2 separate regions of the Homo sapiens genome follow, and region 2 is linked to region 1. A link is a contact called in ENCODE Hi-C data. All regions are on one chromosome and are shown on one strand. The core of a region is the stretch at or near the end of the contact, and the rest is flanking DNA. Distances in the headings are between cores, read along the strand shown.

The links. Hi-C counts contacts between places; a loop is a spot of excess contacts on that map. Pooled maps may share reads with other maps.
Region 2: a loop to region 1 is called in a map with no recorded cell type, with 12 times the contacts of the local background. The contact joins the promoter of PDCL3 here to the promoter of ZNF892 in region 1. A Hi-C loop is called at or near these places in 2 of 37 single-sample maps with no recorded cell type and 5 of 50 pooled maps.

Annotation. Positions count from the first base shown.
Region 1 is chr2:95,205,115-95,211,037 of GRCh38, reverse strand. ZNF892 (zinc finger protein 892) reads right to left here and starts at 3,517. Exons shown (of 5, transcript NM_001395961.1): 1 at 3,204-3,517; 2 at 2,302-2,390. The coding sequence starts at 3,222. RefSeq lists a silencer at 3,188-3,417 and enhancers at 3,458-3,707, 3,868-3,997.
Region 2 is chr2:100,559,510-100,565,145 of GRCh38, reverse strand. It overlaps PDCL3 (phosducin like 3), which reads right to left and starts at 2,153. Exons shown (of 6, transcript NM_024065.5): 1 at 2,073-2,153. The coding sequence starts at 2,078. RefSeq lists a silencer at 1,827-2,166 and an enhancer at 2,612-3,408.

The sequences.
Region 1 (5,923 bases), core at 2,268-4,767:
ATCTGCCCGCGTCCCCCAGTTGGTGGCATTCTTTCATCTGCTTGAAGTGTGTGTCCTATTCCCGTTAGCCCCTTTACACATCCTGCTTCCTATTCCTGAATATTCTGCCCTCTGCCCCATCCTTTCAGCAATGTGAATCCTTCTCTCCCTTCAGATCTCAGCTCAGGTGTTACTTCAAGGGAAGCCTTCCCTGACTCTCTAGTTAGAACACATGTTCCTTCCATTCCCTTGGGTTGCACACATAGAGGGGATCTTGTGGCTAACATAAGCTCCACAGGAGCAGAGGCCAGGTCTATTTTTGCTCACTGAAGCAGCCTAGTACTTGGCACAGAGCAGAAACTCTGTAAATATTTGTTGAATATTTGAATGAAAGAAAGGAAGGAAGGAACAAGAATTAATAGAAACAAGTTTAAATGGGGTGTTCTATAAACGTGTGCATGGGAACAGAAGTGGGGAGGAGAACAGAAGCCTATTAAACATTGAAAACACTGCAGGAGTATTTAGCCTAACCTTCATCTAGATGACAGACACAAAGTTTAGTTTGTTTACTAAAATACTGAAATAAGGGAGTAGGGCAGGTAATGCTCTTTTGAATCTGTTAGTGCTGATAAGACAAATGTCTAATAATTTTTCAAATTCTATTTTTAAAATTTCTATGCAACTACAATTTAACTTAGAGTAAAATAAACCATCCCTTGGGTTAGCAAATGAATCAGTTTTACCGCTCTTTAAACTACCACTTGGGCCAGAGCCCCTTGAATATATATACACACACATATATATACACATATATATATACATATATACACATATATATACATATATACACATATATACATATATACACATATACATATATACACATATATACATATATACACATATATACATATATACATGTATACACATATATACACACATATATACACACATATACACACATATATATACATATATACATATATATATGAATCGAACGGTTAATTTTGTTTATATTCAGCTTTCTAATGCATATTTCAGTCTTTCAAAAATGACTGGTAAAACAAAGCACATAATGACATAAAGTTAAAAGAACTACCTACTCTGAAAATCCTCTGCCCAAAATACACTCTTTAACACTTCAAGTAAGAAATCCCACACTTTTAAGTTTATGGCCCCTTAAGGTCATATGCCTCAGGAATGATCAGCACAAGTAATATAACATGCACCATCTTCGTTCTGTACAAACAATGCTAACACTAACAGACTAACAGGCAGTTGCTTTCAGACTTCAGTTCCCTAAGAAAACCTCAGTAATCAACTCACAGGCAGGCCAATCAGACACTGTCAGCAGGTGCTACTTTCTCTCCCCTCATCTTTCTGAAAGCGATCTACCAATTCACAGATCAAAATCAATACTGGCATTTTCTCCCATGGTTTTATAAGGATCATCAGTACCTGTATGCTGTTAGGCCTGGTGTGACGGAAATAAAGAGTCCCAGCACCTGAACCAAGGGGTCTGCCAATCTCCCACTGTCTTGGCCAGATCTTACAGAAGCATCTTTACTAATCCTCTCTCTCCAATCAGCTATGGCATGTTTCATCTTGCTGGGCCTCTAAAAACCTTCATGAGGCCTTCATTTGCCTCTGGAATAAGACCGAGTGTAGACTGTCCTGGGGTCTGGGTACAACACAGCCGAGCTTCCCTCACCACAGTCTAGGTCAACCCACAGTGACTCACACATCCACACATCCTCGGAAGACCTCCAACTCCCTCATCATTTGAAGACTTTTTTTTTATTTTTTGGCCAAAGCTATTCTGTCTTGTAATATTCCCTTATTCTACCCTCCAACTACCCACTCTCTCTTGTTTTTCAAAGTACAGATTTATCCCACACTTCTCCCAAACAGATGATAAAAAAAAACTCTTTCAGAGACTTTCATGACTTGTCTGGACCAATGATTTCTATGTTTAAAAAATACCTATTTCTTCGTGTTTAACTATTTTATTTATGTATTTCTCACTGCCTTAGTAAACTCCACGATGCAGGAGCAAGTGGCTTTTACTTCTTTGCATCTCACCAAGGCCAATTACAGTACTCAATGTGTGTGCAGCAAACACTCAGTGGGCAGAGAGAAAGCAACGCTGGGAAGAAAGTTCTGCACAACTGAAGAACACTTCCTTTGGGGTCATCAGTCATCAGTTTATCAGGATGAACCCAGTGGTCTAAGCATCAGGGCTGAGCAATTCCATAAGCACTGGAAGGAAAGACATCCTTGCTCTGAGAACAGAAGGAAAAGAAAGAAGAAATCTAAACTTACTTGGGACCCAGGGGTCAGCAGCACAGCAGTCACGTCATTTTCTTTTGGGTTTCCAGCATGGAGAAGGTCTGAGTCCTCAAAAAGTGATCCTAAAAGTGGAGACAGGAGCCATGATGATTACTCTGTCCTTGCAATAAACTAGCAGGAAGTGCCACACACCAGCTAGTTGTCATCTAAGAAGAGTCAACACTGGGAACCAAACGAAAATCGCATAATATCTTTTAATCAAGACACCTTGACCATTGCTGTCTCAGGCTCCTCCTATTCTCTGTCCTTAAACTCCAGTAGAACTCCTATGAGCATCTGGACATATAAATTAAACATATTTTTATATTGCATGTGCTAAGTAGTCAAAATAATACTCAAAGTCTTTGTATGTCCACGCCTCAGTGATTCATCTGTGTTGTATTCCAGGCTCACAGGATAAACGAAGACTAAATTCTTTTTGAACACTGACTTTTCAGATATTAATACAACACCGCCTGACTCAGAAAAGTGATGCGTCTTATGGAAAAACCACCACCACCACCAAAAACAAAACAGGATTGTAAACAAATTCCGTGACTTCTCAAATCCCTGCTTTCCCTACCTTCCAAAAGGGTCGGATAGTTCCTTCCTACTGCCTTATGGGGCTCCTCTGAGATCAAAAAAGAAGTCATTATCAAAAGCCAAATTGTCAGATGTGTTGATATTTTCCCTTGAGCAAGGGAGGCATCCAGCGCCCTACAGACCAGGAGGGCAATGGAAGTGGCGGGCTATCCCTCAAAACCCCAAGTGAGACCGGCTAGTAGGAAGGGGCTCGTGACGCTACTCCTTCCTGAGCCTGCGCCAGCCAGAGGTAGCCTTTCTCCCTTTCTCCCTCTGCAGCGGGCACCAAGGCCGCATCACTCCCAAATCCTCACCTCTGCCCTCAGGTTCCATGGAGACTCCTTCCTCCGGCCCGCGCTGGAGGCAACCGCGACAGGGGAAGGAGCCGGAGGTCCGCCGCTCGGGTCCCCCAAGAGGCCGGGAACGCACGCGTGGGCAGCCTGGCGCCCCCACCCGGGGGTCCTCCCGCCACCCTCCTCCCGGACACTCAGATTAAAAGGGGATGCGTTCAGCCCTCCTCTACCCTGGGTTCGACCTCCAGCCACACACTGAGGAAGCCGAGCCCGACGACAAAGGCATCTAACAGCCGGCGGGGACGCCTAGCGCCGGCCAACCATGAGGCCGAACTACCACTCCCAGAATCCTCCGCGGGGCGCGGCTGACGGCCCTCACTCCCAACACCGCTTCCCAGAGGACCCTGCGGCCACCTGCTCCCGGGGCTGCGTTTCTTGCCGCGGCACGCTCCTGACCGACCTGGAGGAGCGCTGACCAGCTGGCTGAACCCTGCCAGCGACTCTGGAAGGGCCGCTCCTCCCTCGGTGCCGACTCTGGGCGGTGGCCGCGCCAAACCCCGCCCGGCGTGGGACTTTTCGCATCTCCGCTACTGTGAGGGCGGAAGGCGGCGCCCTTGACCTACGCAGGATCCTTCCCGGGCTGCGGTGCTCCATCGGAGGGGAGGCGCCCGGCGGTGTCCTCGCTGCTGCGCCTCCATGCATCGGCCCTTCGTGGCCAACACAGAGGTGATCTCAGTTTACTTTAACCAGGGATGTTTGTACCATATTGCACCTCGGAATAAAGAAAAATGGAATTTCAATCCCGAAATCACTTCAACCCCAAAAACGGCCACGTCTCCAAGAAGAACCAGTAAACTAGTCTTGCTGCCCCAAGGAGGCTGGAGCCTGGAGGTCTTGCTGAAATCCCTAACCTTGTTTTTACTCTAACTCGTTACTTTGAATTTTATCCTGCTTGTCTCTTTAATCACCTAGCCTTGCTTCTCATGTAAATAAGACTCTCTCTAGCTGGGAAAGCCGGACAAACTCCAGTTGACCCCTTAATTTACAAGACACTAAGGGCTCCTTACCCAACCCCCTTCCGCAAGGAGTTGACCTGTGTAAGCAGATCCTCAGCATTTCAAAGGAGCCCAATTAATTGATAAGGTATTAGCACCAACAATGTATGAAGTTCCCAGGATTTTTCTCAAAGAGAAAACATAAAGCCTTGAGTTCGTGTCCGGCATACCCCGTATATCTAATTATAATGAAAGATTTAAAGCCTTGCACCTGGTACCGTTGCTCTTCTTGTAACCGTTTGTCTTTTAAATTGTTTATCACTTTGTAACCATTTGTTTTTTGATTTTGGCATGTTTTTACTTCTGTAGAATTATTGCATTTGAGTTCCCCTCCCCTTCCTAAACCTAGATATAAAAGTTAATCAACTCCCTTCCTCGGGGCCGAAAGAATTTTGAGCTTTAGCCGTCTCTTTGGCCGCCGGCTTAATAAAGGACTCTTAATTCGTGTCAAAGTATGGCGTTTTTCTCCAACTCGCCTGGGTACAACATTGCAGACTCCCCAGGAGCTCTAGGGGTGGGCGGGTCTTCAGGCTAGTGCGTGTTTTCACTTACCTTCCCACAATAAAGTGTCAGGTTTCTGTCCAGTTCAGATTCCCAAGAGAAAATTTAATTAGCTATGTCCTTGTGGATACAAGCCACAATGTCCAATTGACCTTTCTCCAGCAGAATCTCCAATTTTTAGATAGGCTCAAGGCTTCCCAAGGCTTCTCATTATTCCTGCCCTTTGCCCTCCCCAGCACCCACAGCCCCTTGCTGACTGGAACGTAGGAAATCATCATGGGCTGTGTGAACTAGGTTAAGACCCTAGGGATGGTAAACCAACAAGATAGAAGGAACGGAGCCCCGGGTAATTTGTTGGAACAGAGCTTGGGCTTTAGCATGAGAGAGATGCAAACTTCTATTTTGTATAAGCCAGTATTATTTTGGGTTTCTTCTGCACAGATAACCACACTTAACCTCTAACTGGTCCGTAGATTGGCTGCATTTGGTCCAGGCAGCTAGGGCTGGTGGGGATAAAGGACTTGTGGTAGAGACACAACCCTGCCACCTCAAATGACAGCCAAAGGGAGTCTCCCCACTCTTCCTTCCGCAGGAGATATGGGATGGGCAGTTTCCTTCAGAAGATGCTTCATATGAAAGACACTACTCGCTGATGTTGCTACGGAAACCCCAGGGATAAGGTCTAGGCCCTGCAGCTTGCTGCACAAAAAAAGCCAATCACTGAGAGGAGTATTGCCAAGGAAGAAGGCTTTAATCAAATGCTACAACCAAGGAGATGGGAGACCAGCTGTAAATCCATCTCCCTGACCTACTAAAACCAGGGGTCTATATAGCAGGGAAGAAATGTAACTGTGTGGGGGAAAACAGGAACTAGGGAGGAATAAGGAAGCAATCATGATGAATGAGGGGTCTGGTGTATCCTTGTCTGGGTGCCATCATCTGGTGTTTCAGTTCTTTGATACTTGTTTTTTTTTTTTTCATCAAATGCTCCCTCAGAATCATCTTTTCATACTTTTTTGAGAGGCTTGAGGGTCTTTCCTGAGGAAGGAACTATGATAAAACAAGTATAAGCTTCAAGCTTTAAGACCAGAGAGTCTGCCGGGCGCGGTAGATCATGCCTATTATCATACCCAGCACTTTGGGAGGCCGAGGTGGGTGGATCACTTGAGGTCAGGAGTTTGAGAC
Region 2 (5,636 bases), core at 904-3,403, 5.4 Mb before region 1:
AAACACAAAAATTAGCCAGGTGCACGCCCGTAATCAAGAAAATAATCTTCCAGGCAGAGCGGCCTGCGGCATGCATACTGCCCAAGAGCAAAGAGACTGTGACATTTTGAGGATCTCAGGCTGCAGATGAGGCTTGGCTGACAGAATTCTCTAATGGCCAAACCTGAGAGGAAAAGCTGAGACGTCTCAGAGTAGCTCATAAAATACAGGGCACTCTAAGCCCTTTTTCTTGTACCTTGTCCCTGAATCCTCACAAGCCTAGGAGAGGCACGGCATTTAGAGGCACTGCCATGCTAGAACGGCTGGCCAAATCAGCCAGCATCAAAATCACAAAGGATCATTGTCACAAAGACTGATGTAAAAGTGGCTCTTAGATCTAGAACCCAGCTGCCCAAGCACCGGTTTGCATGGTGTGGCAAGAACACTGCTAATGGAGCTCAGGCTTGCTTTGGAATATGAAATCAGGAGCACTGTGAAAAGGGCACCGGGATAATCGGTCTCCAACCCCAACCCTGTGTAACAGTTCTGAGATACATCAAAAGAAAAATGAGGCCGGGCGCGGTGGCTCATGCCGATAATCCCAGCACTTTGGAAGGCCTAGGCGGGCAGATCACCAGGTCAGGAGATCGAGACAATTCTGGCTAACATGGTGAAACCTTGTCTCTACTAAAAATACAAAAAATTACCCGGGAGTGGTGACGGGCGCCTGTAGTCCCAGCTACTCAGGAGGCTGAGGCAGGAGAATGGCGTGAACTGGAGAGGCGGAGCTTGCAGTGAGCCGAGGTCGCGCCACTGCACTCCAGCCTGGGCGACAGAGCAAGACTCTGTCTCAAAAAGAAACAAACAAACAAACAAACAAAAAGAGCAGAATCCTTTCTACAGGGTGGTCAGGGAAGGCCTCAAGGGACCTGAAGGACAGGGAATGCAAAGGAGGCCAGGGCAGCCCTCAAGCTACCACTTCACCATTTAAGAGTGTCTAGGCCAGGTGCGGTGGCTCATCCTGTAATCCCAACACTTTGGGAGGCTGAGGCTGGGCAACATAGGGAGACCCCATCTGCACAAAAAATTAGCCCAGAGTGGTGGGTGCACGCCTGTGGTCCCAGCTACTCCGGAGGCTGACAAGGGAGGATGGCTTAGCCCCGGGAGGTCGAGGTTGCAGTGAGCTGTGACAGAGCCACTGCACTCCAGCCTGGGCAACAGAGCAAGACCCGGTCTCAAAAAAAAAAAAAACAGTGTCTGGCTCCTGGCAGACACGCCCTCCCCTCCAGCCCCTAATGCCTCCCTCCCCAGCAAAACCCGCACCCTCTCCTCTCCATCTGCCACTAAGCAGAGATTAGAATTTCTGACCACTGCGGGATCTTTGGACAGTGACAAAATTTAGTTGGCATAGGTTTTCACCCACAATAGTGCCCATTTCCATGGTGTTTTCATTCATTCTCCTTAGGCTTTAACCAAATTCCGCTAGTAAATTGCAGCTACAGAAAAATAATTTATTTTACCTATTTTAATAAAAAAAAAAAAAAGGACGAAACAGAGGGACCCTCGCGGGGAGCTCTGGAACCCGAGCGGTCAGATAGGGAACACGCCCCAAGCGGATCCCAGGGCTCGGGGGAAGAGGGTGTAACTAAGCCCTCACCTGGCTCTCAGTGGAGCCAGGAACACCGGCTGTGGCGCTGCTTTACGTGCGGAAGACCCCAGGCCGGACCCTCCGCTTCCTAACACCTCTGCCCAGGTGTGCCTTAGGGGAGTTCAGGAGAGGAGGTAACTTTTGTTAGGCGGGATCCGGCAAGACCTTCACAGGCCCGGGTGGGTAGAGACCGCGAGAAGACATAGTCCCGGAGGACGAGGTTTGGGGGACCCGGCACACCGAGGCGGGGACGCCCAGGCCGTGGGTCCTGGTGGGACCACGCCCGCCTCCCGCACTGCGCCTGCGCAGGGCCTGGACGCGCCGGGCCTCCCTCGTGCCTGCGGCGCCGGAGCTTCCCCCAGGGCGGGCGTCCACTGCCCGCCCGGGCCTAACGAGACAAAGGAACGGGCCGCAGCCCCCAGACCCGAGACCCGTCCTAGCTCACCTGCATCTTGTTTCCAGTTCAGTTGCTCAAACCAGCTGTGCCGCAGCGCCCCCGCCCCTCAGCTCTCTTTTGTGCACGCGCACAGCGCCGCCACGCCTCTTCCCCCAGCCCAGCCTTCGCCCCGCCCAGGGACGAGCGGCGGGGAGTAAGGGCGGAAGCAACAGCCTTGAGTCTGCGCCTGCTCTTCAAGGAACTGGCACAGAAGCGTTCGCATGCGCCAGATAGGATCTGCCTACTGTCCTGCTCGGAGTGCACTTGACCTGGTTCTAATTCTGGTGGCTGCCTTATTAGGGCTGGTCTTCAGCGGAGGAGGGGTGGGGCTGGGTGGAGGAGGAGCCCGGGGCCGTGTGCCTTTTCCAGCTGCCGGCCCAAACCTGTAAAGACGTCTCGCTCTGACTAGCCTAACAAGTCAGAAATAGAAAATTGCCTCTAGGCCGGGCGCGGTGGCACACGCCTGTGATCCCAGGCCGAGGCGGGCGGATCACTTGAGGTCAGGAGTTCGAGATCAGCCTGGCCAACATGGTGAAACCCCGTCTCTACTAAAAATACAAAAAAATTAGCCGGGCGTAGTGGTGGTTGCCTGTAATCCCAGCTACTCTGGAGGCTGAGGCAGAAGAATTGCTTGAACGGGGGAGGCGGAGCTTGCAGTGAGCTGAGATCTCTCCACTGCACTCCAGCCTGGGTTACAGAGCGAGACTCCGTCTTAAATAAATAAATAAATAAAAATGATGCAGGGTCTTCTGGAATTCACCCACGATCACTTCAGCCTTGGAAAAGGCAACTCATTAATAAGACATTGAGAGCCTGCTGTGTACCAGGCACCATTCTAGGCTCTGCAGATGCAGCAGTGAGCAAAACACTAAAACAAAGGTGAAAGTCATCTGCCGTGCCTGAGTATCAGGAGACCCATGTATGCAGGCACACAGGCACTGAGCAAAAAGCAGCAATCTGACTTGTAAAATGCAGGTATTGGGCTCCAGAGCTTCTGCCCAGGCACACTCCAAGTTTAAGAGAGCAATATTCCTACCTGGTATGGAAGGAAGCATCTTGCACACGTGGGCTAACTTGCTGCCTCCTGGCAACTAAGCGGACACAGAGAGTAGAGACCCACACACCTGTGAGATAGGCGCAGGGCTTCCAACCGTGGCTATGCATTAGAATCACCTGGAAGCCCTCAAAAACTAGGAATGTCCTGGGGCTCCATCCCCAGACAAATTAAATCCTTGGAAATGAGGCCTAGCACAGATACTTTCTTAAAGATCCTCAGGTGATGCTAAAGTGCACAGTCGTTGATATAGAGTGAATCAAATGATTGCTTGAGAGCAAGGAGTTTTTATTTAATTTATAAGGATCCTTAAGATTTTTCTCACTCATTTCAACTGAATTACAGGCCCTTTTAGGGATTTATTAATGTATCTGGCAGCACAATGTTTGTTAATGAATTTTCCTTGGGTCTTACCACCAAAATCAGGACTGGAACTAACTTTGAGTTTGATCCTGTGCTTCTTGCTCAGTCCTGCACAGCAACAGAGCAGGTGGTGTTTTGTCCTTTCCTCATCCCCAGCCTTTGCTGTTCCCTGAGGCCTGTTTTCCAGGACTCAGCTATTCTACAGTTGCTCTTCCCCACATGATCCGGTCAGAGGCATTCTAACCAAAGCCAATCCATCCTGAATAGGGGATGGGGAAAAGGAGGCTGAGACCTACTGGGTTGTATTCCCAGAAGGTTACGCATGCTTAGTCACAGAATATTTACCAAACAGACCTAAGACAACAGACCCAGGAAATGGCCTGGTGTCCTGAAAGCTTTCTTTTTTCTTTCTTTTTTTTGAGATGGAGTTTCACTCTTGTTGCCCAAGCTGGAGTGCAATGGCGTGATCTCGGCTCACTGCAATTTCCACCTCCTGGGTTCAAGCGATTCTCCTGCCTCAGCTTCCGAATAGCTGGGATTACAGGTGCGCGCCACCACGCCTGGCTAATTTTTTTTTTTTGTATTTGTAGTAGAGACGGGGTTTCACTGTGTTAGCCAGGCTGGTCTCGAACTCCTGACCTCAGGTGATCCACCTGCCTTGGCCTCCCAAAGTGCTGGGATTAAAGGTGTGAGCCACCGCACCTGGCCTTGTTTTGTTTTTTTGAGAGTCTCTCTTTGTTCCCCACCCTGGAGTGCAATGGCAAGATCTCAGCTCACTGCAGCCTCCCCCTCCTGGGTTCAAGTGATTCTCCTGCCTCAGCCTCCCAAGTACGTGGGATTACAGGCATGCACCACCACGCCGGGCTAAGTTTTGTATTTTTAGTAGAGACAGGGTTTCGCCATTTTGGTCAGGCTGGTCTCGAACTCCTGAGCTCCTCATCCCAAAGTGCTGGGATTACAGGCGTGAGCCAGAGTGCTGGGATTACAGGTGTGAGCTACCACGCCCAGCCAAGAACAAAAGCATTCTTAAAGTTTTGTTTTAACAATAATATAGATTATTGGGAAAGACAGTAGTTATGAAATCTGGCCCAATAGTCCCACAGACAGTTGTTTTTGGATAAACATAGACATTGACCCTTCTGCTGTTAAAGCTTGAAACTTGTATCTGTTTAATCTGAGTTTCTTCCTTAGGAAAGGACCTTCAGGCCTCTCAGAAAAAGTATCAAAGAACTGAAACTCAACAGATGACCTCACCAGATGCATCCTTGCCCTTCCCTCTTCTTGTTTTCTTACACCATGTTACATTTCTTCCCTGCTATATAAACCCCTAGTTTTAGTCAGTCGGGGAGATGGATTTGAGACTGATCTCCTGTCTCGTCTCCTTGTCTCCTCGGCTGCAGCACCCAATTAAAGGCTTCTTCCTTGGGAATACTTGTCATCCCAGTGATTGGCTTTCTTTTTTTTTTTTTTTTTTTTTTTTTCCGAGACAGAGTCTCGCTCTGTCACCCAGGCTGGAGTGCAGTGGCGCAGTCTCGGCTCACTGCAAGCTCCGCCTCCCGGGTTCAAATGATTCTCCTGCCTCAGCCTCCCGAGTAGCTGGGACTACAGGCGCCTGCCACCACGCCCGGCTAATTTTTTGTATTTTTAGTAGAGGCAGGGTTTCACTGTGTTAGCCAGGATGGTCTTGATTTCCTGACCTCGTGATCTGCCAGCCTCAGCCTCCCAAAGTGCTGGGATTACAGGCGTGAGCCACCACGCCCAGCCCCATCCCTCTTGCTTTTGTCAAAATTATTCTTTTGTTATTCTTTCCACCTGTGCTCCAGATCCTCTCACCTCCCTCAGGGACTTCTTTCATCTTTCCATCCTTCTTGGCTGTGGAGAAAATAATTACAGCTTATGAGAAAAGATCAGAGATATACGAATTAGAAAAAATAAACTATTTCTATTTGTGGATGATATAGCATCCTGGAAAACTCAGCGGAACCGAGTCTTAAATTCATACTAACAATATGATAATTCAGTATAGGAGCAGGATATAAAATTAACACAAAAATAGTCTTCATCCGTGTTTACAATAACAAACTACAAGACAAAATGGACTCCAATTACAATAACAACAGAAAAGAAAAAGCTCTTGGAAACAAAGAAGTAGGCAA